7 separate regions of the Mus musculus genome follow, and regions 1, 3, 4, 5, 6 and 7 are each linked to region 2. A link is a loop called in an ENCODE intact Hi-C map of the cell type or tissue named here. Cell type or tissue: left cerebral cortex. All regions are shown on one strand. Region 1 has its middle 71 kb from the start of Gm39264. Region 2 has its middle 2.7 kb from the start of Gse1. Region 3 has its middle 59 kb from the start of Gm39264. Region 4 has its middle 37 kb from the start of Gm39264. Region 5 has its middle 8.3 kb from the start of Gm32968. Region 6 has its middle 66 kb from the start of Gm51556. Region 7 overlaps Gm10614 (a long non-coding RNA gene).

Region 1 (4,000 bases), 120 kb before region 2:
TGGTGAGGTCTATAGCCCCAGCTCAGCTGGAGCCACATGAGCGAGGCCCATGAAGGCAGTTTTCACAGGGTGGTGCCTGCTCTTGACCTCTGGCATCCTTACCCTTGGCAGAAGAGCACATTTCTCTAAGCCTGTTTGCTCTTCTGGCCTACAAGTTCCCTCAGGGCCGGCTGCACCCTCCCTCCCCAGGCTCTGTCACTGCAGAAGCTTATAGTTCTCAGGCACAGCTCCTGTCTCCTCCTCATCCATCCCAGAGCCTAGAGCCACCTCTACAACTCCATGGCAGGGGCCCTATAGGCTGTAGCCTCTCATTTTAGCCAAGACCTGGAATGGGTCCTTGGGCAATATGGCCTCTCACTTCCAACTCTCTGCCCTGCGTCAGCCCGAGCTCCTGCTTGCTGCACTGGGGATTTGGTGAGCAACGTGCAACCCCCACACTCAGGGGCTACTCTCTCTGTAAGGATTCTTCACAGGGGCTGAGGAGAAGGCTCAGTGGGTGAACTGCTTGCTATGCAAGCATGAGGACCCCGGTATGATTACCCGAGCACCCACATAAAAGATGGCTGTGTGGCGAGTCTGTGATGCCACCACCACTGGGGAAGAGGAAAAGGCTGGACGCCTGGAGCTTGCTGGCTGGTGAGTCAGGCCTGCAAGCTCCAGCTTCAGTGAGAGAGCTTGCCTCAGAAAAGTCAGGAAATGTCAACCTCTGGCCTCCACACCCATGCACACACACACAAACACATACACACACACACACACACACACACACACACGCTCCAGCCATCACAGCCCCTGACCCCCCACCCCACCCCCAGTGGCTGGAGAAGCCCCTAGAAAGGGGTTCTCATAAGCTTATAGTGGTGGAAAACTGGGGCACCTAAGTGCAGGGTTCAAATCTCAGCTCCGTTTATTTGACCTTGACCCAGGTCTCCTCAGACTTCAGTTTTCCCACCTGGAAAGGGCAGCTGTAAGGACATCTTGAGAGGACAAGAACTAGGGATGAGGTGGGGGGGGGGGGTCCTTAGTACCTGAGTCCCTGTCACCTGTCACCACATCAGCCCTGAGCATGGTGCATCTTACCCGGAGCTAGAAAGGTGACCCAGACTTGGGGAGCTACACCCGGGATTGCACAGGGTTCTGAGCTGGGACTGAATTAAAATCTTGTTGTCCCCGTCCCGGTCTGTCAGTCTGTCATCGTCCCACCATGTTCCTCTCCCCCCCCCCCCCCCGCCCCCCGCCCTCCAGTGTCTGAAGCACATGGAGGGACAGAGAAGAAAACTAAACTGGGATTCAGGCTCCCACACGCCTCCATAGGCACAGCCTTCAAGCCATATGGTTCATGCTCAGTGACGGACGACCCAGAGAGCTCAAGGGATCTGTTCAGGTTGCATAGCTTCTCTCTGCCAGCCACCATGCTCCTGTGGTGGGTCAGAGTCACAGCATGGACACCTTGGAGCCTGCTGAGGCATGACTAACAGACGTCATGGCCGAGAGCAAAGATGCGGTGAACAACAGTGAGCAGAGTCAGGCAGCCTAGTGGCTGCCCAGAGATGGCCCCTAGACTGGAGTGTCTGACTTTGCTGCCTGCGGGATCCCCTTAACTTCCAGCTCCACTGCTTTTTTGGGGAAGCCCTTAATCCTGGTTGAGTATCTCTGCTCCTCCTGTGAGATGAAGACGTGGGCTGCCCCTCTTGTGGGACTCAACTGGCCTTCTGGATCTTTGTAGACTAGGTGCTTTCAAGGTGACGTTAAAGTAACTCTCAGTTATGCGGTGTGAGCATTCCAAAGGCAGCTACAGCTGCAAAGGGGACGGGAAGGGGCGTTTATTGAGCATCTACTGTGTACCCAGACACACTACAGCACCATATAGGGAACATGTCACCCAGAGAGACAAAGCGAGGAGTCCAGGAGGGTGATACCCACTAGCATCAACTTCTAGTACTTTCTAGGAGATTCGGACCCAGGTCTATGGTCATTTCCTCTCCCTCCTGGCAGGGCTGTGGAGGGACTTCCGGGTAGTGCTGGCGACCAGCCTGGGCAGTCCACCCCATGCCCTGAAGCCTGGGCAGGAGCCCAGGGCGCCTCGAGGGAGGGAGGCAGGCAGGCAGCAGCTGCTGCCCGCAGGTGAGCCCTGGCCTCTCCCTGGGCCTCCTGGAAGAGCCTAATGAAGTGCAGCTGTGAACTCCGGTTTTGGGTCAGGAAGGTAATATCTCATCTCTCCACACAGCAATCGAGTGGAGATCCGGAGCCTTCTGCCTCCCCGTCCCCAACCCTTGGCAAGCCGGAGAGCTGCTCAGGGGCTGTCAATATTGACTCTGCGGAAGGCAGGTGGCGGGGCGTGCGCGCTAGCCAGGCAAGAATCAGAGCCCGAGCTACCCCCAGGGGCCCAAGAGGTGGGAGCAGGGAGCAGCTGGTCGGGTGCCTCTGGAGGACCCTGGCTGTTTTTCCTCTCGTTTTAATTGCTCTTGGTGACTCTAACGGCAGCCGATTTCACCTAGCGGCAGCATACTGGCTCTGGCCCCCGCCGCGCACCACATCTGAGCCATTCAGAGGCGCCAGGCAGCTGTTCCCGGCCTAACCGCCTTTTCCGGATGGTTCCTGGCCTGGAAGGGCCCGGGTAAACAAAGCCAGGGGCGGCTGGGAAACTAAGGGCCTCCCTGGGACCGTGGCCAGCTGCTGCCCAGGCCCAGGAGGCGTGAGGGCTGAGCAGAGCCCTGGCTTCTACAGTAGGCAGTGGTCACCACCCTGCCACACCAAGCCAGTTTTCCTACAGCCCACAGGCAGGCGGTGAGCGCTTGCCAAGTAGGATAGATTGGATTTGAGCACGCAGCGGCAAGCCCCGCCCCCTCTTGTGTGATCAAGGCGCAGGAGCCTGTTAGGCCTGTATTCTGCTCAGTTGAGATGTATTTAATGAATATCCATGGGCTTTGAGGAAGTGGCCAGGGCTGGCAATGCTCTAGGGGGCAGCATGCCTAGCTGTCAGAATAGCTGCTGTGTGATCTTGGAGGGCTAGCTTGCCACTTCTGAGCCTGGTGGCCTCTAGGAAATGTGAGAGGTGGCTTTTAAGAGCCGCCCTGATACTTTGTTATTGTTAGGGAAGGCAACTACGTTTCCCCCACGGGGAATGAGACACAAATAATGATGAGGCCTCCAGCCCTGCTGATGCGGCTCACCAGGGCTCCCAGGGTGGCCCCGGGGAGGCAGAGCTCAGCCTCAGCCCCAAGACCTTCCCTTCCAGCACAGTGAGGCCCTTGTTTATTTCATGATCCGCTCTCATGTAGATGTCTTACCGTGTTTTTAAAAGCCAGGTGTGGTGACACACACCTGTAATCCTGGTACTCAGGAGGTGGAGGCGAGGGGATCAGAGGTCAGGGGTCACTCTCGGTAACAGCAAGAATTACATAGAATTAAATAGAGCCTGGGCTCCTGAGGTTTCAAACAAAACAAAACAAAACAAAACAAAACAAAACTAGGTTTATTGGGAGCTAAGGGTGCAGGCTCAGGGATTGAGCCTCTGCCAGAGATGAGACTCTGAGTCCATTGTCCTCATGGAAAAAGACAGCACGATTATCAAGGTCTAACCTGCAGGCAAGGGCACGTGAGTACTATTGAAGCCACATTGGGGAAAAAGATCCCCACCACAGTCACAATGCACATCTGCCCGCCCGGAGCATCTTGTTCTGTCCCTTTGGGACCCCAGGTCTGCTGTGGTCCCTGGGGTGTGTCTGGATGGGAGCATAAAGTGTGAAACCCTGCAGCCCTGTCTCTCCCTCTTTGAGGACTCGTGTCGCGTTGGTTCCGAGGCTAGGCTGCTCTTGGTGGCTGCCCAAGCTTCCTCCTGCTCCCTCTGTGTCCCTACCTGACTCCCGAATCTGTGTCAGGTCCCACCATGGCCAAAGAGATGTCTTTGTCCCAGTCAGCCAATGGTGGCCAGCAGAGATAATCAAAAGGATGGGTGTGTGGAAATAGTGTGCCACTCTGGCCTGGCAAAGCCCTGCAG
Region 2 (4,000 bases):
GGGCTGGGTCACTGGGTGGAGGGGCTGGCCAGGGTTAGGTACAGATTTTGAGGCTCCGGGTGGAGATGCAGGAACAGGGGCAGTTGGTGGCCAGGACATTCTTCTCCTGTTTAGAAACATAAAGGCAGGCAGCCTGCGCACACTGGCTCCCTTCTTCTCCCCTCAAGTGCCCTCTTCCCGCCCGCCTTCCAGCCGTGGGCCACGGCGTCCCCATTCACCGGGGCTCGGAGGCGCTCACAAAGCGAGGCAATTAGAATTGAAAATCTATGCAAAACAGCTGTTAACTGGTTGTAAAAGAGTGCAGCTGTGTGCGGGGCGCGGGTGGGAGCCGGCGCTGAAAGCGCAGGAAGTGGCGCCGAGGCCCAGGGTTAAGAGGAAAACTCCCCAATGGGCCGAGGGGATCCGCCAGGTCTTAGCCCCTTCCTGCTGCCTGGGTGACCTCAGTCCCCAACAGCCAGCCGTCAGACCCGCATGTTAGATGGAAAGGAGTCCACTTTAGAAGGTCACCGGCTGCCTTCCGTTCCCCGCTGTCCCGCATCATGTCCTGGGTCAGCAAGCCTGAGTTACAGGCAGTTAGAGCCTGCTTGCCAGCCCCCCAGCCCTGGGCAGTCACTGCTGTGAGACAAGGGTCTCCCCCCCCCCCCCCAGAACAGGGTGTCATTCCCATACACCCTAGAACAGTTTAGTCAGGGTAAATGCGCCTTCCCAGGCCCACTTTTGTCTGAACCGGTAAGACCAGCCTGGAAAGGTGAGTTCCAGAGGCAGAGATGGGAAAGCCTTCTAAGAGCATAGATCTGAGCAGGGTTTTGAAGGATGGCTGCTGATGTGGAAGAGGGAAGAGAAAGAAAGTGGAGCCGGGTTTGAGGGCTTGCCAGCTGCTGTGGAGAGCCTGGCTCAGGTGGTCAGGATGGATGGAGTCTGGGCAGACCCTCTTTCTCTGCTTCTCAGCCCCCCTTCCACCAGGGTGGTTTTCTGGGTACCAAGAGTTCATCCAGAGACTTAGCAAAAGCAAAAATGCTAGAAACCCAAGGCCAGTGGCGCCCCCCCCCCCTTCTGCAGGGTTTCCTACTGCTGCAGAGGAAGAGCCTGAACTCAGAGACACCACCTCCCTGCCTGGATAACTAGGGTAACAAACTCCGCTGAAGGTCTCCTAGTTGGGGGTGTGTGGGGGGTGTGGATTGTCGGAATACTGCCAGGTGTAAGTAAGCAACCGTAGGTCAGGCTTGTGTTCCAGTTTCAGAACCTTGAGGCAGGTTCATTGACACTTGGAAGTGGTGCTCACCACCTGCCTGGCCAGACCTGGAGGGCACTGGATGACAAGAGCCCAGCAAGTCTTTGCTGGGAAAGTTTCTTTGTGATGGCTAAGTCTGGTCCATGCTGCAGTCTAGGGCTCCAGTGTATGGAGGTGCAGCTGCCGGGGGACAAAGCAGTCGCCTCTGGTGAGGGCAGCGGACTGGTCAAAACTGGAAACCACATCATCTTATGTCTTCCTGCCCAGCCCCAGGAGGAAAAGACTGGGAGGCACTTGACCTCCAGGGCTCACTTCAGACGGGGTTCAGGTGGGAACACGACCTTGGTGAAGGAGGCTCTAAGCCTGCAGCCTGCTCTCTCACCTCCCTAACTCTGGCTGCCTCACATGCCCGCCTGTGGGCCTCTGGTATCTGCCCTGTGGCCTTTCTGAGCTGTGGCTCTGTAATTTTCAGTTTTGTTTCTGGGGAGGGCCCGGGCGGTGGGGGGGGGGACTTGATGTGTGTCCAGTGGATGCTGCCCATACCTGTCCTGGTTCTGGCAGACCCTGCAGGTCCAGAAACCCCTCCTGCCTGGGGTTTTGAGTTCATCGGTTTCTGAGGTCCAGGGCTTTTACAGAGGAAACCAGGCTTAGCTGGGCTGGGCTGAGGGAAATCCTGCTTCCTATTCTAGGTGGCCCAGCGTGGCAGAACCCTAGCAAGGAAAGTTGGGTGCTCCTGTGTCCTAGACGGGCAAGCATCCTGAGCTAAGAGGTTCTGCTCACCTTCCAGGACCGTCCCTAGCACTTGATGTTTCAAATCCTCTTTCAGCCAACTTCCCTAAACAAATGGAACTGAGGGAAAGGACCCAGAGAGCAAAGGCTTGTATAGCTTGCTGGTGGGGTGGGAGCCAGCAGCTGCGAGGAGGAGGGGGAGGAGAAAAAGGAGGAGGGGGCGGCAACTAGAGGGAGGTTAGCTTTTAGCCTCGGAGTCGGGAATTAGCAGTCCATCCATACAGGGTACATCTCGTTAACAAGGGGCCAGCCACATGGCGGCTAGAGAGCAATTCCCACCCTTAAACTCAAAGGCCCTGCTCAGGATTACTGATTTCCTGGGGCAGGGTGTAGGGACAGTGAGGACCATCCATCTCCTGGTGACTGCCAGCCTTTTCTGGCCTGAGTGCACATAGCTGGCTCACTGCTGTCCCCCTGTGGCCATCGTGGGTGTCTGTCACCCTCTTGCTACCTTGGACAGTCTGGGGCTGGATGGAGACCAGACTCCTGGTTTGAGAAGCTGGGGGAGGATGCCTGGCTCACCTGCAGGCTTGCAACCTTGACTACTTTCTGGGCAGGTACCTCATTTGAAACCCCGGTTGGGGGTACGGTTTCAGCGGAGCTGCCTTGTATTGGGGTGGGGTGGGGGAGAGCAGCCAGCTTCTTAAAAAAAAAAAAAAAAGCAAAACAGGTGGTAGCTCATAGTGGTCACCCACAAATTTATAGGATGGCCTGCCTAGTTCTCACCAAACAGGTGACTGAACTTGGCCTTCTAGATACCCTAGGGAGAAAGGTGCGACAAGATTTGGAGGAAGAGCCTGGTGTTGTTACCTGGGGAACCTGGCCCGCAGGCAGCGCGGCCAGGTGCGAGCTGCTCATTTACATGTTGTCCCCTCCCCACCCCCCCAAGCCAGTAATCCAGGTGGGAAAGGGGTTGGACCAGCCCGGGAGGTTTTTCATTTTGTTTTTACGGCTCGAGGCCAGTTGTTTCTCCTGACACCTCCCTGTCCCCCCTCCCCCCTCCCGCGTGCGATTCCCGACGGGTAAAGGCGCCTCTCCCCGCCCCCACTCCTGGGGAGCCCGGCGCATCCTCCTGGTCTCCAGCGTCGTAAACTTGCGGAGGCCACGCTGCCCCGGGCGACGCGAACTAACGCGTGGACCAAAGGCCGCGCAGCGCGTGTGTGGGGCCAGGGACCCGGTGGCCGCAGGTAGGAGCAGCAACTCCGCCCTCCCTCGCCCGCCCGTTTCCCTTGTCGTTTGTGGTCGGCCAGGGGCTTGTGCAAGACTGGCCCGGCGTGCGCCCCCGCCCCGCGGCATCGGCGGCTTCTGCTGGCGCGGGCCCCGAGCGCTGCCCGCCGCCGGCGTCATCGGGAACAGATGGACGGGGGGTGCTGGCGCCCGCGCTCGCTCCCGGCGCTGTCCCGGCTGGCGCGGGAGGGAGGAAGGCGGGGGAGGCAGCGCGCGCCTGCGGAGCACTGCGCGGGCATGTCCCGGGGCAGGTTTGGGGCTGGCACCGCGGTGGAAAGTTGAGACCCGCAGCGGCGCTGAGGTTCCCCCCCCAACCCCCCCGGTGCGGTGGCCTCCGGGCTTGAAAGTCTGAAAGTGGAGGATCATTAAGAGAGCTGTGTAGAAAGGCCGGGCGGGGGAGACCCCGGGACCTCGCGACGACCTTGCCACCTCGATGGCTGCTCTCTGCGCGCTGGGTCCGGCCGAGGGTCCCCGGCTGCCTGGCTCGCGCTGTAACCTCGCGCTTCCCGGGTGGCGGGAAGGGGGTGTTTCTAGGGATCGGTCGCGTTGTGGGCGGGGACGCTGGGGCCCACAGTCCCTCTCCGCGCCGCCTGTGGGTGCCGAGGAATTTCAGGACGCTCCCTGAGTCATCCCCGTGAAGTGCCTGGGTGAGGTAGGGTGGGTGGGGGTGCCAAGAGTGGGAAGGCGGTGCGCTGGGGCCGGTGGCGCGGTGGGTTGTGCCAGTTTCTGGAGGCGGCGGCCTCGCCTCTGACC
Region 3 (4,000 bases), 130 kb before region 2:
GCCAAGGTAGGCTCCTGTCCCTCCTCAACTTGCACAGCCCAAGGCACATCTCCGCAGGTCCAGATGTGCAAGGTCAAATTCTGTGTGTGGCGACCATCTTGTAAAGTCAGCCCTTCCATCTTATACCTGGAGTGCAAGGAGCACCTTGGAAGGATGCCAACCCTGGACAGGGCCAGATGGTTACCTAGAAACATCCTCCAGGAGTCGGAGGGCACAGAGTCTAGGACTGTTCATCCCACGGGGCTCTTGGGCAGCTCTGACACACTCTGTGTAGATCACGCTTACGGTGCCTTCATCTCTAGAGACAAAGCCAGAGTCCTCACACTGGCGGTCGGCCGGGCCTCATGTGACCATCCTGCACCCTCCAACCCTCCCTGTGTCCCCTTACTCAGAGCTCAAGCCTATCCGGATCTGCCCCGGCCCTCTGTGCTTGCTACATTTGTTTCTCTGCAGCTCTCTGTCTCTTTCAGCACCCAGCTTCAACCAAGCCTCCCTCTTAACCTCAGGAATCTCTATCTGGCGCCCCCCCCCACCCCCCACTCCCCCCTCCCCGCCTCCATTTTCTCCAGCTTTGGGTCCCAGAGCACAAGGCCAGGGATGCCTGCACTTGCTCTCTGGCTCCTTGCTAGACCATCAGCTCCATCAGTAAGGTGTTCTGCTCAGTGCACATCCCCATGACTAGCAACAGGGCTAAGTGCAGAGTAGATAAGAAGCAAAGCCAGACTAGCATCATGGCACACACCACTAATCCCAGCACTCGGGAGGCAGAGGTAGGCAGATCTCTGTGAGTTCCAGGCCAGCCTGGTCTACAAAGCACGTTCCAGGACAGCCAGGGCTATACAGAGAAACCCTGCCTAGGAGGAGGAGGAGGAGGAGGAGGAGGAGGAGGAGGAGGAGGAGGAGGAGGAGGAGGAGGAGGAGGGGGAAGACGAAGAAGCCAAGATAAAGACAAAGGAGCAAGACAGTATGGGGGCTATCTCACTCACTTTGCTTCCTGGGTACCACAGTATGCCAAGTCTAGCATGGCCACACCCGTAGCATCCTAGGCCCCAGATGCAAGCTTGATACGTTGTTACAGTTCCTACAGCCCATGATGCAAGAGCCTCTTGCAAAGATGAGGGAACAGACACAGGGTCACCACAGGGAATGAAGTCTGCATGAATATACAGTGAAGTGGTAAGATGCACACAGAGCTGGCCGGAGATGTGGCTTGATGGGTGCTCACATAGCAAGCCCAAGGCCCAGGGGCCTTCCTCAGCTCCTCATAAACCGGCATGGTGGCCTGTCTGTCATCTCAACACAAGAGAGGCAGGGATAGGGATAGAGAGGCAGAGCGGGGATCAGAGGTTCAAGGTCATCCATAGCTAAGTAGCCTGTGCTGTATGGAATTCTGGGAGAAAGGGAGACAGAGGGAGAGGGAGAGGGAAAAAGAGCACACCATAGTGACTTATGTTAACAGCTAGAGGCAGACAGGAAACCACATAGATCTCTCTCTCTCTCTCTCTCTCTCACACACACACACACACACACACACACACACACACACGAGAAGAAACTTTCAAGGTGACAGTCAACCCAGCCAGAGCTCCCCTAACCCAGAGGAGTGGCCAGGAACAGCAAGTTTCTATGGTACTTGGGTTGGAGACCGAGGCTGCCTCCCTCCACCCAGGTTTCTGTGCCTTGCTTGAGAACCAGGACGTCTTAGGACAGTGGCTGTCAACCTCCCTAATGCTGCTACCCTTTAATACAGTCCCTCATGCTGTGCTACTGTTATGAGTCCTAATGTGAATAACGTGAATATCTGTTGTGCTACCCCAGAGGGGTCGAGACCTCCAGGTTGAGAACCTCTGCTCCAGGACCAGCAGAGGGTCTCTGAGGGTCTCCTAGCCTGGCTCACAGGTGTGTCTGCCCCAGGCCATGGCTCTCAGCTAATGCTACGTTCCGACGAGAATCCTGGAGTCCAGATTCCTCTGTTAAATTTGATTTTGTTTAAGACAGCATTGTCCAGGCTGGTTTGGAACCTGAAATCCTCGTGCCTCCGCTTCCCAGCAGCTCAGCTCTCTAGTGTTGACGTACTCTGAAAGCACAGTTCTTAGGTGAGAGACACAGCCCACGGCTGGTCAGCTGGCCTCACTCTGATTCCAGGCCTTTTCTCTTGGGGGGTGTCTTTGGCCTCCAGGGGGCGATGTGGAGCCCTCAGCATCTGCCTGTCTCCCCTCTGACCCTAGGCCTTGCTTGACCTGGCTGCCTCTGTTCTCTCAGAGCTCTCCCAGCCTCTGTGCAGGCTCCTCCCAGCCCACCTGGGCAGGCAAGGGCAGCACCCAGCGCCCAGCCACCCACACGCTCTCCCCTGACAGCTTCATCAAGCCCCCACCATCCGGGCCCATTGTTCATGACATCTGTTTCAGTAAGTGATTAATTGCAATTAGTGAGCGATTTGAAAGCCCTGGAAAAATACTCAGCAGAAAACTCATCAAGATTAATGAGAGGCAGCCTTTCAGGGAGGGGCTGGAGACCCACTGCACAGCAGGGACCCAGCAGGAGCATCCCCACCTGGGCAGATGTGGAGAGACACTCTCTGAGGAGATGACACCACCTTATGCCCTAACTCACCCCTCCTCCCCCATCAACCACCCTTGGGTGATTTCTCATCCAAATGCATTTATTTATTACCCACTAATAGGCTATTAATAAAGTCCTGTGAGTGTGGTAAGATAAGGAACTGAGGGCAGAGTGGATGGCCAAGCTTCTGGAACATTCTATCATTGACTAACATGGGAGGGCCTGAGCGTGAATCCTCCTGCAGGGAGATTTCTGGGAACCAAGGGTGAGCAAAAGACAAAGCGAGAGTCAAGTCCCGGCTGGGTGCCCTGCTTGGCACATACTTGTCACTCTAGTGTTTAGGAGGCAGAGGCAGGAGGATTGCTGCAGGTTTAAACCCAGGCTAGTCTTTGTAGTGTGAGTTCCAGGACAGCCAGGGCCACCAAGAGTGAGACCTTGTCTCAAAAAATAATAATAAAGAAAAAAATAATAGCTGAGAGACATGTCTGTGACTGAGATCTGGCTACACCACCTTGCTTTCTCCACAGCCTTCCAGATGCCCAGGGTCACATGTCTAGAAGTAAGTGGGTTTGAGGGTGGTGATGGTGGATGATGGATGGATGGATGGTGGATGGATGGATGGATGGATGGATGGTGGATGGATGATGGTGGATGGATGGATGGTGGATGGATGGTGGATGGATGGGTGAATGAATGGATGGGTGGATAGATGGATGATGGATGGATGAATGGTAGATGGGTGGGTGGGTGGATGGATGGATGGATGGATGGATAAAAGTGAGTTGGATGAGGGATTCTAGCTGGACTTCGGATACTCGAATGGATAGATGGAGGGAGAGAAGGGCTGTGATGGCTAACAAACAGTGGTGATGGGCTTCTTGTGGATGGTGGGGACATTAGGTGACTAGGTGGATACACAGTAGTGGCTGGCTAGGCAGGTAGACAGCTGTTGGGTGACTCAGTAGTATAAGGAAGGAGCGCTGTAACCCTTCGAGGGGAAGCACCCTCATGCTTGTTTCTCCGGTGCCAAAGGACTGAGCCTGGGTGTGACTGACTGTGGCCCAACCCCTGACCAGAGGAAGCTGAGGCCCATGGGTGGGAAGGACTTTGTACAGTCAGTCACAAGACTTACTGTGATAGGGTTGAGGACAGTGCTTCGTTCCGACAGCCTGTGAGGCTCCTAGAGAATGCCTGGGTCCCCTCTTCTCTGTCTCTATGGTCCAGGTGGTTCTTGGGCACTTAGACAGGCAAGGACAACTCCCTCCATGGCTCACTCTGCTCTTAACATGAATCCCTTGCAAATGTCCCACATTCTTAGAAAGTCTGTGACTCACTCGTAGGTTTGACTGGCAAGCCGCACAGATCTTCCATCGCCGTCTTCCCAGAGTTGGAAAAAAAGCTCACACCACCACACCTGGCTCTGGGGATTCCGCCCTGG
Region 4 (4,000 bases), 150 kb before region 2:
TTATTTGATGACTTGAAACAGGGTCCCACGTAGCCCAGGCTAACTTCATACTCACGACAAAGCTGTGCATGGCAGTGAGCTGCAGATCCTCCTGCCTCCGCCCCGAGTGCTAGCATCACAGGTGTGCACTGCCACACTGGCTTATGTGGTGCTAAGTTATCTGAGATTTTAGGGGTTCACAGGGTGTCCTGTGTTTTAGCAGCAGTCCTATGCAGTACCTTACCTGCCGTGGTAGAAATGGGAAAGTGGAGGCTCTGGGTCGATACCTCAGCCAGGGTATTGTGGAAGCAACTGGAACCAGGTGGGCAGCTTGAGTGGTTCCTAGGGACTGTGGCAACTCTACAAGCTGGCGTCTGAGCTACACGGCCAGGGCTCCCTCAGCTCGCCCCACTTGGAGCAGAGTGACGTCTCTGTCTCCATCGCTGCTGTCTGGAGTTCAGAGAATAGTGGCTGCTACAGCCTGTGCCCCGTGTCTTACATTCTAACTGGGAGGAACAGAGGAGAGGTTGGGGACCTGTCTGTGAGATAGGTTGCCTGCCCCCTTGGAACCCTGCTTACAGTTACATCTGATGGCATTGCAGCTCCATCTATACAGCACCTTAGCACACAGTAAGCACTGTTCAAATGCCCCTCCCTTATATATCCCCATCTACAAGTGCCCCAGGGGCACCTGAAGGGCTTGCCTGTTGCCCTCATTTTCACAAAGAGCCATCTCTTCCTGACTGATGAAAATCTAGAACCTTCTGGAACATTTCACGGTTCTGTGTGATTGCTCACAGACGGAAGGAGTCCGTATCTACAAGGCAGTGGCCAGCTCTGGAGCAGTGAACAAGTCCAGCATCCTTGTCTCTTCCCTCTGCTTCCAATCTGAGGGCCCAGTCTGGGACCCTGGCACTGTGCTTAGCTCTGACTTCAAGCACACAGCCCCTCTGACTGCCGGAGGGCAGCAGGGGCTTGGATGGTATTTGGTGGCTTCTGGATGGATGAGGGTTATGTCTGCATACAGCAGAGCGCGCCCCTCTGGGAACCGCCTGTCATGTCTGGTCAACCTGAGAGCCCGGGGTGGCTCTGGACAACAACGGATGGGAGCAGGGTGGTTTCTGCTGGACTGCGAACGGGCCGGGCAGCTTGCAGACACACCTTCAAGGGCAGGCCCAGCTGTGGGCTGAGGGGGGAAGGGGTAGGATCCATGGGGGGGGGGGGCAGCACAGCAGGAGAGGAGGGAGCACAGGGGCCTGAGGAGTTAAATGTTAGTAAGTAGCCCTGTGCTGGTGAAGTAGGCCAAGGCCATTAGTGTTCATTAAAGTTTAATACCTGTCGGGGCTGCCTAGCCGGGTGGCCACTGCTCTAATTTGATGGGTGTAGAGGGAGAATTCACGAATAATCTCGGAGGCTGGGGGATGGCTGCTACTGTGCGAACAGAAAAAGGACCAGAGGAGCAATACTTCAAAGCCAGTGCTTTGCTGCTCAGTCCCTGGGGGACAGAGGTGCGGTGGCTGCCCTCCAGACTCTCCCTTTGTCCTTAAAGTTCTAGGCCCTGCTAGAGAAAAAAACAAACCAAAAAAAAAAAAAAAAAAAAACCAAAAAAACCAAAAAAACCAACTTACAGATATTTTATTGATACATGAGTGTTTTGCTTGAATGTTTATACGTGTATCACATCGTGACCGATCCCCAGGCACAGATGGTTGTGAGACACCGTGTAGATGCTGAGAACTAAGCTTGGTTTGACTCTCTGAAAAGCATCCAGTCCTCTTAATGGCTGAGCCCTCTCTCCAGCCCCTCCATCTTGTTCTTTGTAAGCCACAGTGACCTGGAAGGAATTCACCAGCCCTGATTGGATGTTCACTGTCCCCCAGAGCACGTCCTGCAGCAGGACATGCCTATCTCATGGCCACTGCTTTGAAAAAGCCAGCCTCGGGCACTAAGCACACATCTGTGACAGCCAGGCTGGCCCTGAAGGAGGTGGCTTCAGCAGGGAATTAAGCCAGCAGGGGGGACGTTCCTGATATTGTCCATAGACAGAGCTGGGCACCTGGGTCACAAGCAGGAGAGAGCAGAGCAGGCAGGCTTAGGATGTAGGCTTAGCTATAAACCTCTGAGAGAGATGGAAGTGGACAGTTAGGACTCGTTCATGCCCACAGAATCTAGGCTGCAGAGCTGTAGGGCATCAGTTACAATAGGGAGTGCCACAGGGGAGAGTCAAGGCAAGCTGGGGTCTCCGCCCCACTCCCACCCCATGACTGGTCTGCAGTCTGGGCTCACTCACAGAGAAAGATCCTCCTATTGCACAGGTGGGCAGACTGAGGGGGCTCTAAGGGTGAAGCAGCAATGAAAAGGGGCCTTAGAGTCTAGAGGCCTAGCCAGGATGGCCCCGGGCTGGCATGTGTCCTGGCTGGAGACACTGCCCCATGGCCAGTGCCCAGCTCCCCCCCCCCTTGGCTCGGCGGCTGGGCACGATGCCCAGCCTTGCGGCAGGACTCCGGGGCTCCCTTCTCGCCAGGGCTCCTGAGAAAATCCTTCTGGTCTTTGACTCATTCTTAATAAAGGTTCTTCCATCTGCCAGCTCTGTCCTCCCCTGCCCACGCTCTCCAGGGGCCTGCCCAGAACAGCTCCTGTCACCACCACCCCCTGCCACCTCCTCCCCAGCCTCGGCCCCTTTCCCAGCCTGGCCTGGAGCAGAGCCCAGAGCCCGCCCAGAATAGATCAGCCGTTGGAGAAAGAAGTGATGTCTTGGGAAGGCCTGGCCAGCTAAGTCCCCCCAACCCGATCTGAAGACTTGGCGGCCCTGTCCCCTGGCTATATGCCTGCGGTTTCAAAATGCCCCCTCCCCACCCCAGCTTCCCAGTTCTAGCATGTTCCAGTCAGATACAAATAGAGCTTTGCTGAGTCTCAAGTCAGGCTGCCCGCTCCTGGCCTCAGCCTGTCCTCACTCCCAGCTTGCGGTCCATCTGTGTTGGGAACCCACTGTGCCCTGTGAGGAGGAGGTGAGAAGCAGACTCAGAGCCTCCTCTAAGCAGCTCCACAGGGAATGGGGAGCCAGCCAGTGAGCGGGGAGCCTCATTTTAAGAGCTGAGTGCAAGCCCGAGTGAACCAACACCCGGCTGGGTCTCTAGACCCCCTCTCTCCCTGCCACTGTGGTGCCAACACTCTCTGGTCTAGATAAACACCTAACCCTCTCCGTCAGCGACTGGTGTCTTCCAGAGCCCTTTGCAGCTGCTGGGACCATGGGGACGGTCCAGGCCCATAGGCTTCCTCATCCCTGGAGCCTGAATGTGATATGCTGGATTCAGGACACCGAGGTCACTGCCAGCTCCACAGTCAAGCTGGGCATCCAGGCACTGCTCAGACAGAGTGCTGCTTCTGGGGACTTGAGTCTACCATGGGCAAGGGTGGAATCAGGAGAGCCTCACCTGGGCGCTATAACTTCCGGCTGCCAAGATCTCAGCTCCTTCTGTACATGAGCCAGGGTGCCCTCCCCACAGAGCTCGCAAGGTCAGAGGCTGAGAAGGAGCAGAGACAGAGACAGAGGCACACAAAGATGCAGAGGTGGTTGCGGAGAGAGGAAAGGGCAGAGGGCCTTTGAGTTCCTGGGGCGGGGCAGGGTCTGAAGCAGCTGGGCTTGCTCTCAACGGGTGGGAGGAAAAGGGCAAAGAGGCTCAAGGAGGGGAGAGGTAGGTCAGGCGACCTGTATCAGAGGCTGGGCCTGGTGTGTCCCTGCTTGGTTCACATGATCTCCAGGGGGCCCAGGGCTTGTCACTAATCCTAGAGGCAGTGCCCCCATTTCCTGCTTCTGGAACTGTCACATCCAGGTCACAAGTTCCAAAGTCACCTTCCATGCAGGGAGCTGGGGTTTCTGACTCAGCCCTGAGCTGCCCAGAGCGCCTGACAAGGCAGGAGGTACCACCTGCCGCCAGCAGCCATCTGGTCCTCTTGCACCACGGCTCCACTCCACACCTGGGCCTCCTCCCTCATCCTTCTCCAGGGACAGGGCCCCGGG
Region 5 (4,000 bases), 220 kb before region 2:
CAGCCAGCTACGGCAGGGAGCCAGCTCTGACATGTCTTTAAGGCTGTGCCTTGGATGTAGGGTGGAAACAGTGGGGCCGGGGCGCCACCTCCCCATCATGGCTCCAGCTAGGAGCAACGAGGTGGCCCATACCCTCCGTGTTGCCCCGAGGCCTGGCTAGCTGCCCTCTCCTCTCCTTGTGGTCTTTGGTTATGGAGTCATTGCCAAGCCTGCTACAGGAATGTTCATGGTTAAACCTCCCAGGTCTAGCCTGAGTTTTGTTTTATGGGCCATTTGGGTCCAGCAAAGTGGTACCCTCCACAGGGAGTGTTTACTCATAACCCGGGCAGCTGGCTGAAGCGGTCTGTACTCTGCCCAGAGGGCTTCAGTGAATTCCTGGGAACAGCGGAAGACCTCAGAATGGGCAGTCTCTGGAAGCCATGGCTCTGGGAACACATGTTTACCTGATATCCACAGATGCGCCCACACTTGTGCCTGCAATGGGGGCCTGCACCCAGAGGTAATGGTGAGGATGGCTTAGAGGGCCGTCTGTCGATGCCGAGGGCATGGGGGAGACACTCCAAAGGAGGTGCTGAGGCACACTCATCTTCTCTTTTGTCCTGTTGGTTCCTATGGGGACAGTGATGTCTAACTGACATCAGTCTCTACCTCTCTGTTACCATCAATGGCATGGAGACACACTTTGTCAGCTAGATTGCCTTCCCAGAATCCATCCTAGGTCAGGGCAGAGAGTCCCCAGGAATGTGATTACCCTTTTATCCTGTGACCCAGGGCCTGGTTTTCAGACCCTGTTGCATGAACCTAAGATTCAGGATGCAGGACCATTCCCTGCCTGCCTTCCCGTCTGGTCTGTTGGGCCAAGCCCACCAGGACCCTGTGCAGACCTCAGAGCTCTGTGGCTCCCAGTCTGGGGAGGTGGGAGGGGTGGGCAGCTGCCCAGCCCGTTCTCCAGAGGAAAGCCGGATAGAGCCGAGATTTCTCTGGGGCAGTTGCCTGCCCACGTGCCCGCTTAGCCCCTGGCAAGGCTGCCATATCATACCTCAGCTGTACTCTTCCAGTTTCCCGTCTGAATGTCCTGTGTTGGGAGGTGGGCTGAGAAGGGAAAGAAGAAATCAAAGAGGAGGAGGAGGGGGAGGAGAAGAAGGGAGGATGGAGGAGGGGGAGGAGGAGGAGAGGGAGGAAAGACTGCTTGAGTGCGCTCTAATCTTCTTCCCAGCCGTTCAGCCTTCAGGAGCCTCCAATTAATCATTATTAATTTAATCCTCAATGACTCAGCCAAGTTCTGACAGAGACCAGCCGAGATTTATCCTACCTGTTCAGGGGATGACCCTAACAGAATTCAGTGGGTCGTCACTGCCCGAGCCAGGCCCCCCTTGGATCCCTCTGTGGGGATTTACCGAGACCCATGGCTTTCAGGGCATCGATGCGTCATCTCCAGTGGCTGAGTCACAAAGTGGCCGGCTGGGTTGCAGGGCTAGCCTGGCGAGGCCTTGCCACTGGAATGGCTGGAATGGGGTCTAGGAGACTGCAGGTTTTCATAGGTGCCCCTAGCCAGTGATACAGAATGGGGGTGGCGGCTCCTCTTAAACCAAACACCTGAGCTCCCCAGGGTCAGTTCTTGGCTTACTCTAGTAGGCGGCAGTCAGTGTTCGCTGCTTTAACAAATAGCTCCCCTTCCCGTGAGCTGTTGTTTCCTGCAGTGAAAATGGTTATATTTTCCAGCCAGGCATGGTGGTGCAGGCCTGTGATTCTAGAACTTGGGAGGCTGTAGTAGGAGGGTCACAAGTCTGAGGTCAGTGTGGGCTACAGAGGTACAGGGTACAGCCTCTAGATTCCATCTGTGTATATGTGTGCATGTACACCACACACACACACACACACACACACACACACACACCCCTACTTCGAACAAAAATGCACGTTTTTGCTGACATTGTGGCCCAGGAAGTGACCCTGGGGCCCTAGCATTGTCCCTCCTGTGTCCCACCTGGCCAGCGATGCAGGAAAACAGGCAGAAGTGACCACTTCTTTATGATGCTGTGTGGCCATGTCAGAAAAAGGAGAGGGATGTGGTATGCACCAGCTGTCTAAGCCCAGCAAGTGCCTAGCAATCAGGACAGGTAGCCAAGTGACCGGAGGCCTACCCTGTAGCCCATGGCCTGTGGCCTTTCCAGCCTCAGGTCCAGTCACACAGAGGTCAGCACACGGCCAGGAAGTGAGTGGGTCCATCTTTGGGTTTCTCTGTTGAGTCACACCCAAGGGTGCTACCAGGGAGCTGCCTGGGTGTGGCTGCCCTCCGGTGGTCAGCCAAGGTGCTGCTCCTGCCTGTCTCCTGCACGAAGCCCTCCCTGCCACCAGAGGGCGCAGGAGTGCCTGTCCTCTGCGCTGACCCTGTCGATTCAATTGTCTGTCTATATGAGCCCCAGACATGAAGTGGCTGTTACTTGACAAAGAGCCTGCCCTGTACCAATGATACCTGGACTTGTTCCTTGGACCTTCACAGCACCCCCACCCGGGTGCCACATCCAGGTTGCTCCCATCTTACAGTTAAGGAAACTGAGGCATCAGAAGGAGCTGGTGCCTTCCAGCAAGGGCCATAGGGCACGTGTGGGAGGAGCTAGCGGGATGGTGGAATACACCTGCAGCTTGTTGCTTTCTGAGGTACCTGGGTGTCGGTCTGGCTGGTTGGAGGTAGGGACACCCATGACATCAGGAGGCCTTCTAGTAAATGTGGGCATCCTCCTATAGCCTATTGCTAAGGGAAGTTTTCTTATCCATTTATTAAGAGTTGAGCCCCGGGCTGAGTAATGGCTCCGTAGTTAAGAGCACTGGCTGCTCTTCCAGAGGACCAGGGTTCAATTACCAGCAACCACATGGCAGCTCACAACTGTCTGTAGCTCCAATTCCAGGAGATCTGGCGCCTTCACAGGTATACATGCAGGCAAACCACCGATGCACATAAAATAAAATAAATAAAATTTAAAAAGACTTGACTCCGCCCCCATGGGACTCCGACCCCATGCTGGGAGTGGTGGGATACAGAAAGGGAAAAAAAACCAAACCCAGACTGGAGTGGGTACCTTTCTCTCTGGTTTGATAAAATGTCCTGCAAAAGCAATGGATGGATGGAAGGAAGGAAGGAAGGAAGGAAGGGAGGGAGGGAGGGAGGGAGGGAGAGAGGGGAGGGAAGGAAGCCAGGCAGGCAGGAAGGAAGTGTTTACTTTTACTCTCAGTTTGACAGGACAATCCAGCATGGAGGTAGGAGCATGAGACCACTGGGCACATGGCATCCAGAGTCAGCAAGCAGACAGAGTCGGATGCTGGTGCTCAGCTCGCCAGCCTGTGGCGTGTTGTGGCCCTCAGTCAGACTGAGTCTCCCCCCCCCCCTCAATAATTAGGTCTAGAAACTTCCTCACAAACGTGATTGGACACTTGTTTCTTAGAGGTGATTCTGATCTGGCCAAGTGACAGTCGAGAGTAACCGTTATGAACACTGAACCCCAAAAATGGTCTTTGAGGGGAAGTTCTCAATGAACATCCCCAAAAGAATATATACTTTTTTTTTAAGATTTTTTATTTATTGATTATATGTAAGTACACTGTAGCTGTCTTCAGACACTCCAGAAGAGGGAGTCAGATCTTGATACGGATGGTTGTGAGCCACCATGTGGTTGCTGGGATTTGAACTCCTGACCTTCGGAAGAGCAGTCGGGTACTCTTACCCACTGAGCCATCTCACCAGCCCAAGAATATATACTTTGCTGAGTTTGTTTACACAAACTCTAATCTAGCTACTTTGGAGGCAGAGGCGAGGAGGCCTGTCTGGACAACTTGGATAGCTTACTGCAACTGTCTCAAAAGAAAGAAAAATTGGGTGGGAGAGATGGCTTGGTGGTTAAGAGCACTGACTGCTCTTCCAGGGGTCCTGAGTTCAACTCCCGACACCCACATGGTGGCTCACAACCATCTTCTGTAACGGGATCCGATGCCCATTTCTGGT
Region 6 (4,000 bases), 110 kb before region 2:
CCTCTAGCCCCTGCTGACATGGCCTTTGGAGTTCAGGGGCTTAGGCAGTGGAAGTGGACCAGCCATCTCTGGAACCCCAAATCTAGAAGTACCGCTGTGCTTCCCTGCTTGATCTGGGGGTCATCGTGAAGAGGCAGGGTTCTGTGCTCAAGGGGTAGTACTCAAGTGGAGCAGAGGCGACGGCGACAGAGCCATGCCTCTGTGAAGACACTCTGGAGTGAAGGCCATGAACCTATGGAGACCCTGAGGAGTCAGGCAGCAGGGACTGAGTGCTGCCCCCCACCTCTGCAGGGAAATGGGAGGCAAATGAGCCAGCACCCCCCCCCAACAAGTGCATGTGTGAGAGCTTTAGGGGGGGTCAGGCTCTGCCCCCCAATATCAGGGCACTCAGGAGAGCAAAGGTCACATTGTGGCTGGGATCTCAAAGTTTCTGTTCCCCAGGCAGAGTCCCAGCTGACAGCCACCATGCCCAGGAATGGTTGGAAATGCCAATTCACAAGCTGCCTCTAGGCAGGCTGAGCCTAGCATTTGGACTTGCACGGCTCTTATGGAGATGTTGGGGCTCCCTATAGGCTGGACCCCTGTGTATGTGATCAATAAAATCACCCCAGCCAAAGCCTGAGAACCCTGAGCCTTCCTGCTGGCCCTGGAACGCTGTAGACCGATATCTGTAGCTACCCAGTGGTACTCACCCTGAAACATGGCCTCAGGGTCCAGATGGAAGCTAGGATGCGTTCCTGGCTCACTTGCCCTGAACACTGTCTCCTCTGCTTCATAGAACTGAGGACTGTCTGTCATTTTCTCTTCCTGAGGCTTGCAGGGCTAAGTCTGAGCTGGGAATAGAAAGGGGGGCTTTTCCCAGCATAAGGCTTTGGAGCCAAGAGTTTGATTCAGGGCACACCAGATCTTCCCTAGCAGAGCCAGCAGCAACAATAGCTTGTGTAGGTCCCCTGTGGTTACTAGAAGAACGCGCCCCTTCCTGCAGGCCGAGCCCTGCCTTAACCATGCCTGTTGATAAATGCCTAGAAGTCGATCCTCACATCCAGGTGCTCTTGAGTGACTAGCAACTTAGACAACTGTCCTTGACACCCGGTTGCAGTCAAACGTTCCCAGTGGGCTCCAGGGAACTTAACACACAAGCTGTGGGCCTGCTCATGCAGTCTGGAGAGATCAGGCGCTGCCTTTTGAGGTTCCCACCGTCACACCTTCCCTCAAGTTCTGAGGGCCTGCTGACCCATGGTGGGGGGGAGGGGATCTTCTCTCTGCTAACCCCAGTCTCTAGCCCTCACCCAGATAAGTTACTGGCTGAGATACCAATGACTAGGCCAGTGTCCACCTAAGGACACCTGTGTCCCTACTCCTTGTAATAGTGTACAGCTCCAGGTGCCCATGAGACCCTCCAGGGAAGCCCAGGTCCAGCTTCCAGGGACTCTGATGTCTGATGTCCTCACATTGGCTGACTGCAGAGAATAATAAACACACCTTGTCCTCGAGGGCTGAGTGACAGGATAGCCCAATGCATAGCATTTGGTGAGGGGTGTGTGTGTGTGTGTGTGTGTATGTGTGTGTGTGTCAGGGGGTGCAGTGGGGGGAAGGACTTCCGAGGAAAGCTGCCCAGCCTGCCTGCTGATGTTCAGGGACCAGGGCCTCGGAGTGCCTCCGTACCCATGACTGGCAGGGAATAAAGTCAGGAGACCAGGGAGGGCCACCCAGCAGGAAAGTGGGCAGCTGAGACCCCAGCTCAGGAGGAAGCATCGCTGCCCCAGCCTGACAGTCCAAGGCGGGGAGGAGCCTGTGTGAGGGCCAGACACCCAGGACCCATACACCCACACAAGCCTGAGGGTGTTTTTGCTTTGAGACAGAGCCAGCCTCAGCAGAACACTGCTCTACCAGGTCCTGTGCCTCTGGGAAGCTGGCTTTCCCTGGCGTCTTGATCTCAAGACCACTGCTGTCCCAGGGTCTGATTCCTTGTTGCAGGAGCCTTTCTGGATGCCAGAAGCATTCTGTCCCCCAGTGCTGAGTTAAAGCTGCAGGCTTTGTTGGCAGAAGATGCCCTGTAAGATATATTTCTCCCCCCCACTGAAATCCCCTACAGCCTTTCGACTTTTTGAGATGGAGACCCCTGGTAGTGTGGTGGTGTGGATTCCGCCAGGCATGGGAGCCTTTGGATCCAGTGTGAGCCCTATGTGGCCTCTTTGGAGGTAGGGGTGGAGTTGGAGAGACTGTGTATGCAAGCAAAAATCTGCCTTAGTGGGAATCACCGTCCCCTGCAGTGGATCCCAGGATAGCCCTTAGATGCTGCTGTGGCCCTGTGGCTCTTGCCCCTCCACCACCTGCTGAAGTCCACGCACCTCCTCCTGGCTCCCCCTCCCCCAGGTAACATTACTGCCTTTGCTCCTGGCAGCTCTGGAGAGAGGGAGCTCTCCCTCCTCCCACCCAGCCAGCTCTCAGGCTTTAGGCCACAGTGATTTAGTGGGTGGGAGGAGGAAGGCAGTTGGAGAGCCCTGGAGAGCCTGCTTGGCATATCATCAACATTAGGTGGGAAGGGGGAGCCAGCATGGCCCCAGTGGGAGCCTGGAGCGAGACATTGCAGCCCCAGGGAGGAGACCGTTCTGTGGGGGCAGCTGTCACTCAGGCCACACACATACAAACACCAGGGTCCTAGAAGCCTGGGGCTGGGGGGTGGGGGGAGACATCCAGGCAGCTGCCCCCAGGCAGGGCTCAGCCCTAGGCCAGGAGCTCAGTGGGGGCAGAGAAAGGGATCAGGGAAAGGCCCCACCTGGCCCTGTTTTCTCCCTCCCTCCCTCCCTCCTCTCTCTCTCTCTCCCTCCTCCTCCCACTCCCCCCTCATCTCAGATGGAAAACACAAAAGGAAAATGAGCCAGGGCCCAGGTCTGGAGAGCCCCAGCCCGCAGGCTTAGAATGAAAAGCAGCCCCAATTAGAGGCTTTGGAGCCGCCAGCTTGATGCTCCGCAGTTGAACTGTCACTGCGGAACCTTAATTAGCAGTGGTGGGGGAGAGGTCAGGACTGCTCAGCAGTCTTGACAAGCATTATCAAGTGCACAGGGTAGGGTGGGCAGGGTGCCTCGGGGGTGACCGAGATGGAACTGGAGGGAGGGGGGAGGAGCCCAGAGGCTCCCAGGCTGACACCCTCTGCTGTCCTGTGATGCCACCACACATACTCAGGGATCTCAATGCTGCTCTCCTCCCTCCCCCGCCCCCCATCTCTAGAGAGCCACAGGACACTACATACTAGCTAACTCCAAATCACCTGCCACTCACTGTCTGGAAGCACCTCAGAGTCTGTGTATCCCAGAAGGGGCAGTGTAGCATACTGCACATGAAGACATGGTTGTCTCTGCTCCAGGGTCTCAGTAAGTGTGTTCCCCTTGGGAGAGGAGGATGGAGACTTAGGCAGCCCTCCCATCTCCCCCATTTGGCACACCTCCTCCAGGCCAAGTATGCTTCCACACACACCCTGATCCTCAGCCTGTTACTCAGAAAAGCAGCCATCCATTTGTTTTGAACTGATAAGTCTCCATCTGTGGCCTGTGGTCCTCCTGAGCCTGTGGTCCTCCCGTGCCTGTGGAAAAGGCTGGGGAGGTCACCTGACACCTGCCAGGCTGGAGGCCAGGGCTCTGCAGTGGCCTGACCATTAGCAACCTAGGGATAAGGGTCAACCCCTAGCCCTCTTGTAGCAGGGATGAAGCAGCAGGCTGAGATCCAACAGGCAGAGCTGCAGGTGGCCTTGGTTGTGCCGATAGGGAGTGGGAGAGAGATCTCTGGCCTCTGCCCGGTTTCTCACCAGCACTTGCTGTAGCTCTTTCTTCTGCAGAGCTCTATAGCACCAGTCACCCCGAGTCATGTGGGGAGAGTCACAAAGCAAACCCTGTCTGTACCTCGGAGGGCTGAGTGACACACCAAGGGAGGCCTGCGGGCAGTGCTGCAAATGAGGGTGGGCAGTCAGGACCACTGAGGTGCCCCATCCAAGAGGCCTGAT
Region 7 (4,000 bases), 65 kb after region 2:
TCCACAGTTTGACAGCTGGGCAGAAGCTCTGGTTCCCCTTCAAGTGGTGATGCCTCATCCCAATCTTCCCAAAGTAACCTGCATGGGATTTGTCAAAATTGTTCCGGTGGTGATGCAGGCCTCTGGCATTCCCCGGCCTCCTGGGTGCTTGCGGTAGTTACTGTGGCTGTGGCTCGTGTGGCCCCGGAGTTTCTGGGTGTTCCTCATTTCATTGCATGGTGGCAGCAAAATGGAAAGAGCTTTTTCTTTTCCTTTCTTTTTTTTAATTTTAAAATTTTATTTATTTATTTATTTATTTTTGTTTTGTTTTGAGACAGGGTTTCTCTGCATATCCCTAGCTGTCCTGGAACTCAATTTGTAGATCAGGCTGGCCTCGAACTCAGAAATCCGCCTGCCTCTGCCTCCCAATGGTGGGATTAAAGGCATGTGCCACCATTGCCTGGCTACCTGTTTTTTTATTAACATTAACTTTTTGCTTATGTTTTCTGAGACAGGATCCCACTTAGCCCAGGCTGGGTTTTAACTTTCGACATAACTGTGATTGGCCTTGATGTGTTTTGTAAAGTCAACAATATGCTTTAAAGAGCGAGGTACGGTGCAGTGGGTTAGGGTACCTCAGCGGGCCCATGCTAAGGCAACCTTCCCTGCAAGGTACCAGCCGTAGGTCTAGTATAGCATAGAGTTTATTCTATTGAAGGGGGGTTGAGAAGGGAGTAGAGACAGAGAAAGAGAGAGGGGAGAGATAGAATGAGAGAAAGATATGGAGCTGGAACAAAGAGACAAAGAGAAAACGCTGGCCAGGAACATGGAGGGGGCAGGAGAGGGAGAAAAGAGTCAGAGAGAGCAAAGGGGGTCAGAGAGAGAAAGTCAGAAACTTTCCTTTCCTTTCTTTCTTTCCTTTTCTTTTCTTTTTTCTTTCTTTCTTTTTTTTAGGGTGTCTATGACCAAGGCTAGCCTGCAACTCATCATGTAACCCAGGCCTGCCCCAAACTTGAAGCTTCTGCCTCCCAAGTACGGAGTCTAGAGAACGGCCACGCCTGGCTGCTGTCTAGGCTTCTGTGGGAGTTTGAGACGGATGGAGTCAGGGGTGCAACTTACTGCGTGAGCAGTGAGTACCAGGGGGACAGATGAACGTCCACAAACGCCTTAGCCTTTGGGAGCCGTGGGTACCCGGAGGAGCCCCGCACCCCGTCTGGAAGAACCAGAACGCAGATCGAGCCTCCGGCTCTCACCAGGTGGCCACAGGTATTTCCCACCCACCTGTGGCTGTGTGCAGCCTGGCAGCGGGTCCCGCCCCTCCCCGCGAGCGAGCGAGCGAGCGAGTGAGCGGCCTGTTCTTGCCTGCAGCTGGCCCGCCTCCTGGTTTTGGCGGGGGAGCCATCGAGACAGCCCCACCGCGCACATTCTGGCTGGGCCAGGCGCGCTCACACGGCTCCGACATGGTGTGAATACACTCTTGTGTCTCTTTGCCATCTGCTGCTGTCATTAAAAAATTACATTTCCATCTGTTTTCACACTCCCCCGCCCCGTCTCTCTTCCTGCAGGAAAAGACATGAATCCCAAGTGTTGTGATCAGACCGGTCCTTGTCTCCTGGAGCCTGAAAACCGGCCTCGGACACACACAGGAACTGGCCCGGTTGCCCGCAAGCAGCCTCTTTAGTTTCCTCTTTAGTAGCCGTTGGCCGTGATCTCTGCTCACCCCAGTGCTGACCGGAGCTATTCACGATGCTTTAAACTATTTTAAGCTGGGCATGATGGCACACACCTTTAACCTCAGCGCTCAGAATGCAGAGGCAGGTGGATCTCTGTGAATTTGAGTCTAGCCCGATCTACATAGAGAGTTGCAGGGCAGCCAGGGCTACATAGAGAGACCCTGTATAGAAACAACAAAAATAAAAATGTGGGTTTGCTTACATGTATGTTCTGGTGTTCTTAGAGTCTGTATGAGGGTATCAGATACCCTGGAACTCCCGTTACAGATGGTCGTGAGCTCTCTGCAAGAAGGACTCTTAACCTCTGAGCACCCCTCCAGCCCCGGCGTTTTGACGTTTGAGTCTCTCTTCCTTCCTCAGTCTCTCAGAGCGCTAAGATTTCAGGCCTGAACCCAGGCCCCAGATGCTGGGCTCACTTTGCTTTGTTTTGTTGGGTTTATAGGAGATAGTATCGCCTGGTAGCCCAGACTGGTCTTGAACCCCCTCAGATACATAGTGAGAACCTGTCCCCTAAAGAGGTGTGGGGTAAGGTGGGGTGGGGCGGGGTGGGGACAGGAAAGCAGGTTCAGTAGTTATGAGCATTGGCTGCTCTTGCAGAGGACTCAAGTTCAGTCCCACAATGGTGGCGCACAGCCAGCTGCAACTCCAGTCTCGGGGGATATGGTGCCCTCTTCTGGCCTCTTCTGGAATTGCATGTGTACAGTGGACAAACATCGATAGGAATTAAATAGTTGACAAAATTAAAGTTTAGAAACGAAAGGGGAAAAGACCAAAAAAAAAAAAAAAAAAAAAAGGAAAGGAAAATAGGGCGTGGTGGTTTACTCCTTTAATCTCAGCTCTTGGGAAGCTGAGGCGGGGGCATCTCTGTGAGTTTGAAGCCAGCCTAGAGAATTCCAGGACAGCCAGGGCTACATAGATAGACCTTGTCTCAAAAACAAACAACCCTCATTTTAAACCACTGCCAAGGAGACACTCACCCTAAATTAACACAATCTTCAACTTTCTCCTTAATTTAAAATTACTATTATTATGTGTGTGCAAGGGAGAGGTGTGTGTGTGGGCCCACGCGCACGCATGAGAACATGTGGAGAGCTAAGGACATCTTTGTGGAGACAGTTCTCTTCTTTCTCCTTTATATGGGTTCCAGGGATTAAACTCGGGTTTTCAGGCTTCATGGCAAGCACTTTTACCCAGTGAGCCCTCTCACCAGCCCTGCATCTTCAACTTTTTTTAAAAAAGATTTATTTATTATCTGAAGGTACACTGTAGCTGTCTGTCTTCAGACATAGCAAAAGAGGGCGTCAGATCTTGTTATGAATGGTTGTGAGCCACCATGTGGTTGCTGGGATTTGAACCCAGGACCTTCAGAAGAGCAGTCAGTGCTCTTAACCGCTGAGCCGTCTCTCCAGCCCCACATTTTTAACTTACAATAGATTCAAGGCTCACTTGGAAGCTCTCAAGAGGATCTGAGGATGGCGAAGCACAGCTGTAATCCCAGAGGTTGAGAGGTTCAGGCTGGAAGGCTGGAAGGTCAGAAGTTCAAGGCCAGCCTGGGCAACATGAGTCTCTCTCTCAAACACAGAACAAGATAAAAGTATCAGTAATAATGGCACATGCCATTGTCTCAGTATTCAGAAGGGGAAAGGAAGAGGCAGGAGGATTGGGCTACATGGCAAGATTTTTGTCTCAAAAAAAAAGGAAAAAAAAAGAAAAAGCCAGAAGGTGATAGCACAAAACTTTAATCCCAGCCAGGCGTGGTGGCACATACCTTTAATCCCAGCACTCAGGAAGCAGAGGCAGGCAGATTTCTCAGTTCGAGGCCAGCCTGGTCTACAAAGTGAGTTCTAGGACAGCCAGGGCTATACAGAGAAACCCTGTCTCAAAAAAACAAAACAAACAAACAAACAACAACAGCAACAAAAAAAACTTTTAATCCCAGCGCTTGGGAGGCAGAGGCAGGCAGATTTCTGAGTTCTGAGTTGGAGGCCAACCTGGTCTACAGAGCAAGTTCCAGGACTGTGGGAAGCCATATGTGCCGTTGCAGAGTGGCACTGACTACTGCTGGCCACCACGCATAAGTTTGGACAAACAACCAATGTGTACATATACAGGAAAGTTTTTTGCAAAGACACTGCTTGGCCCAGGCATGATAATGAGGCTTTGAGAGTATAACCAATCAGATTTGAGACATTCAAATGAGGTATGATAATGAGGCTCTGTGAGGTACAGAGAGTAGCCAATCAGATGAGGAACATGCAAATGAGGCGTAGTGCATAACCAATCCGGGT

The links. Peaks named below come from ENCODE experiments on the same cell type or tissue, not always from the same donor. Only the 100,000 strongest peaks of a DNase experiment are listed, where the experiment ranks them.
Region 1: a loop joins it to region 2, with 2.4 times the contacts of the local background. A loop is called at or near these places in 20 of 42 quality-filtered maps.
Region 3: it touches region 2 in a loop (2.8-fold over the local background); 19 of 42 quality-filtered maps call a loop at or near these places.
Region 4: it touches region 2 in a loop (8-fold over the local background); 2 of 42 quality-filtered maps call a loop at or near these places.
Region 5: it touches region 2 in a loop (2.2-fold over the local background); 18 of 42 quality-filtered maps call a loop at or near these places.
Region 6: a loop joins it to region 2, with 2.3 times the contacts of the local background. A loop is called at or near these places in 8 of 42 quality-filtered maps.
Region 7: it touches region 2 in a loop (7-fold over the local background); 3 of 42 quality-filtered maps call a loop at or near these places.

The regions. Positions count from the first base shown.
Region 1 is chr8:120,414,303-120,418,302 of GRCm38, forward strand. It overlaps a transcript of Gse1 not described here. Among named protein-coding and RNA genes, the nearest start is that of Gm39264, 71 kb to the left of the region's middle. In left cerebral cortex, CTCF peaks have their summits at 1,536, 2,445 and 2,957 (motif pointing right); DNase peaks (open chromatin) are centred at 496, 1,323, 2,701 and 2,758; H3K27ac peaks cover 2,484 bases.
Region 2 is chr8:120,532,748-120,536,747 of GRCm38, forward strand. It overlaps a transcript of Gse1 not described here. Among named protein-coding and RNA genes, the nearest start is that of Gse1, 2.7 kb to the right of the region's middle. In left cerebral cortex, a CTCF peak has its summit at 2,433 (motif pointing left); DNase peaks (open chromatin) are centred at 230, 2,429, 3,371 and 3,871; H3K4me3 peaks cover 1,504 bases; H3K27ac peaks cover 873 bases.
Region 3 is chr8:120,402,545-120,406,544 of GRCm38, forward strand. It overlaps a transcript of Gse1 not described here. Among named protein-coding and RNA genes, the nearest start is that of Gm39264, 59 kb to the left of the region's middle. In left cerebral cortex, a CTCF peak has its summit at 2,172 (motif pointing right); DNase peaks (open chromatin) are centred at 2,260 and 3,907.
Region 4 is chr8:120,380,098-120,384,097 of GRCm38, forward strand. It overlaps a transcript of Gse1 not described here. Among named protein-coding and RNA genes, the nearest start is that of Gm39264, 37 kb to the left of the region's middle. In left cerebral cortex, no CTCF peak of the experiment used is centred here; DNase peaks (open chromatin) are centred at 1,730, 2,636, 2,940 and 3,947; H3K27ac peaks cover 2,398 bases.
Region 5 is chr8:120,317,345-120,321,344 of GRCm38, forward strand. It overlaps a transcript of Gse1 not described here. Among named protein-coding and RNA genes, the nearest start is that of Gm32968, 8.3 kb to the right of the region's middle. In left cerebral cortex, CTCF peaks have their summits at 2,320 and 2,523; a DNase peak (open chromatin) is centred at 2,309.
Region 6 is chr8:120,422,797-120,426,796 of GRCm38, forward strand. It overlaps a transcript of Gse1 not described here. Among named protein-coding and RNA genes, the nearest start is that of Gm51556, 66 kb to the right of the region's middle. RefSeq lists an enhancer at 1,112-4,000. In left cerebral cortex, a CTCF peak has its summit at 1,007; DNase peaks (open chromatin) are centred at 1,910, 2,432, 2,913 and 3,882; H3K27ac peaks cover 1,688 bases.
Region 7 is chr8:120,597,360-120,601,359 of GRCm38, forward strand. Gm10614 (a long non-coding RNA gene) reads left to right here. Exons shown (of 4, transcript XR_003947476.1): 3 at 1-1,245; 4 at 1,545-1,919. Among named protein-coding and RNA genes, the nearest start is that of Gm10614, 10 kb to the left of the region's middle. In left cerebral cortex, CTCF peaks have their summits at 2,392 (motif pointing left) and 2,592; DNase peaks (open chromatin) are centred at 1,451 and 2,369.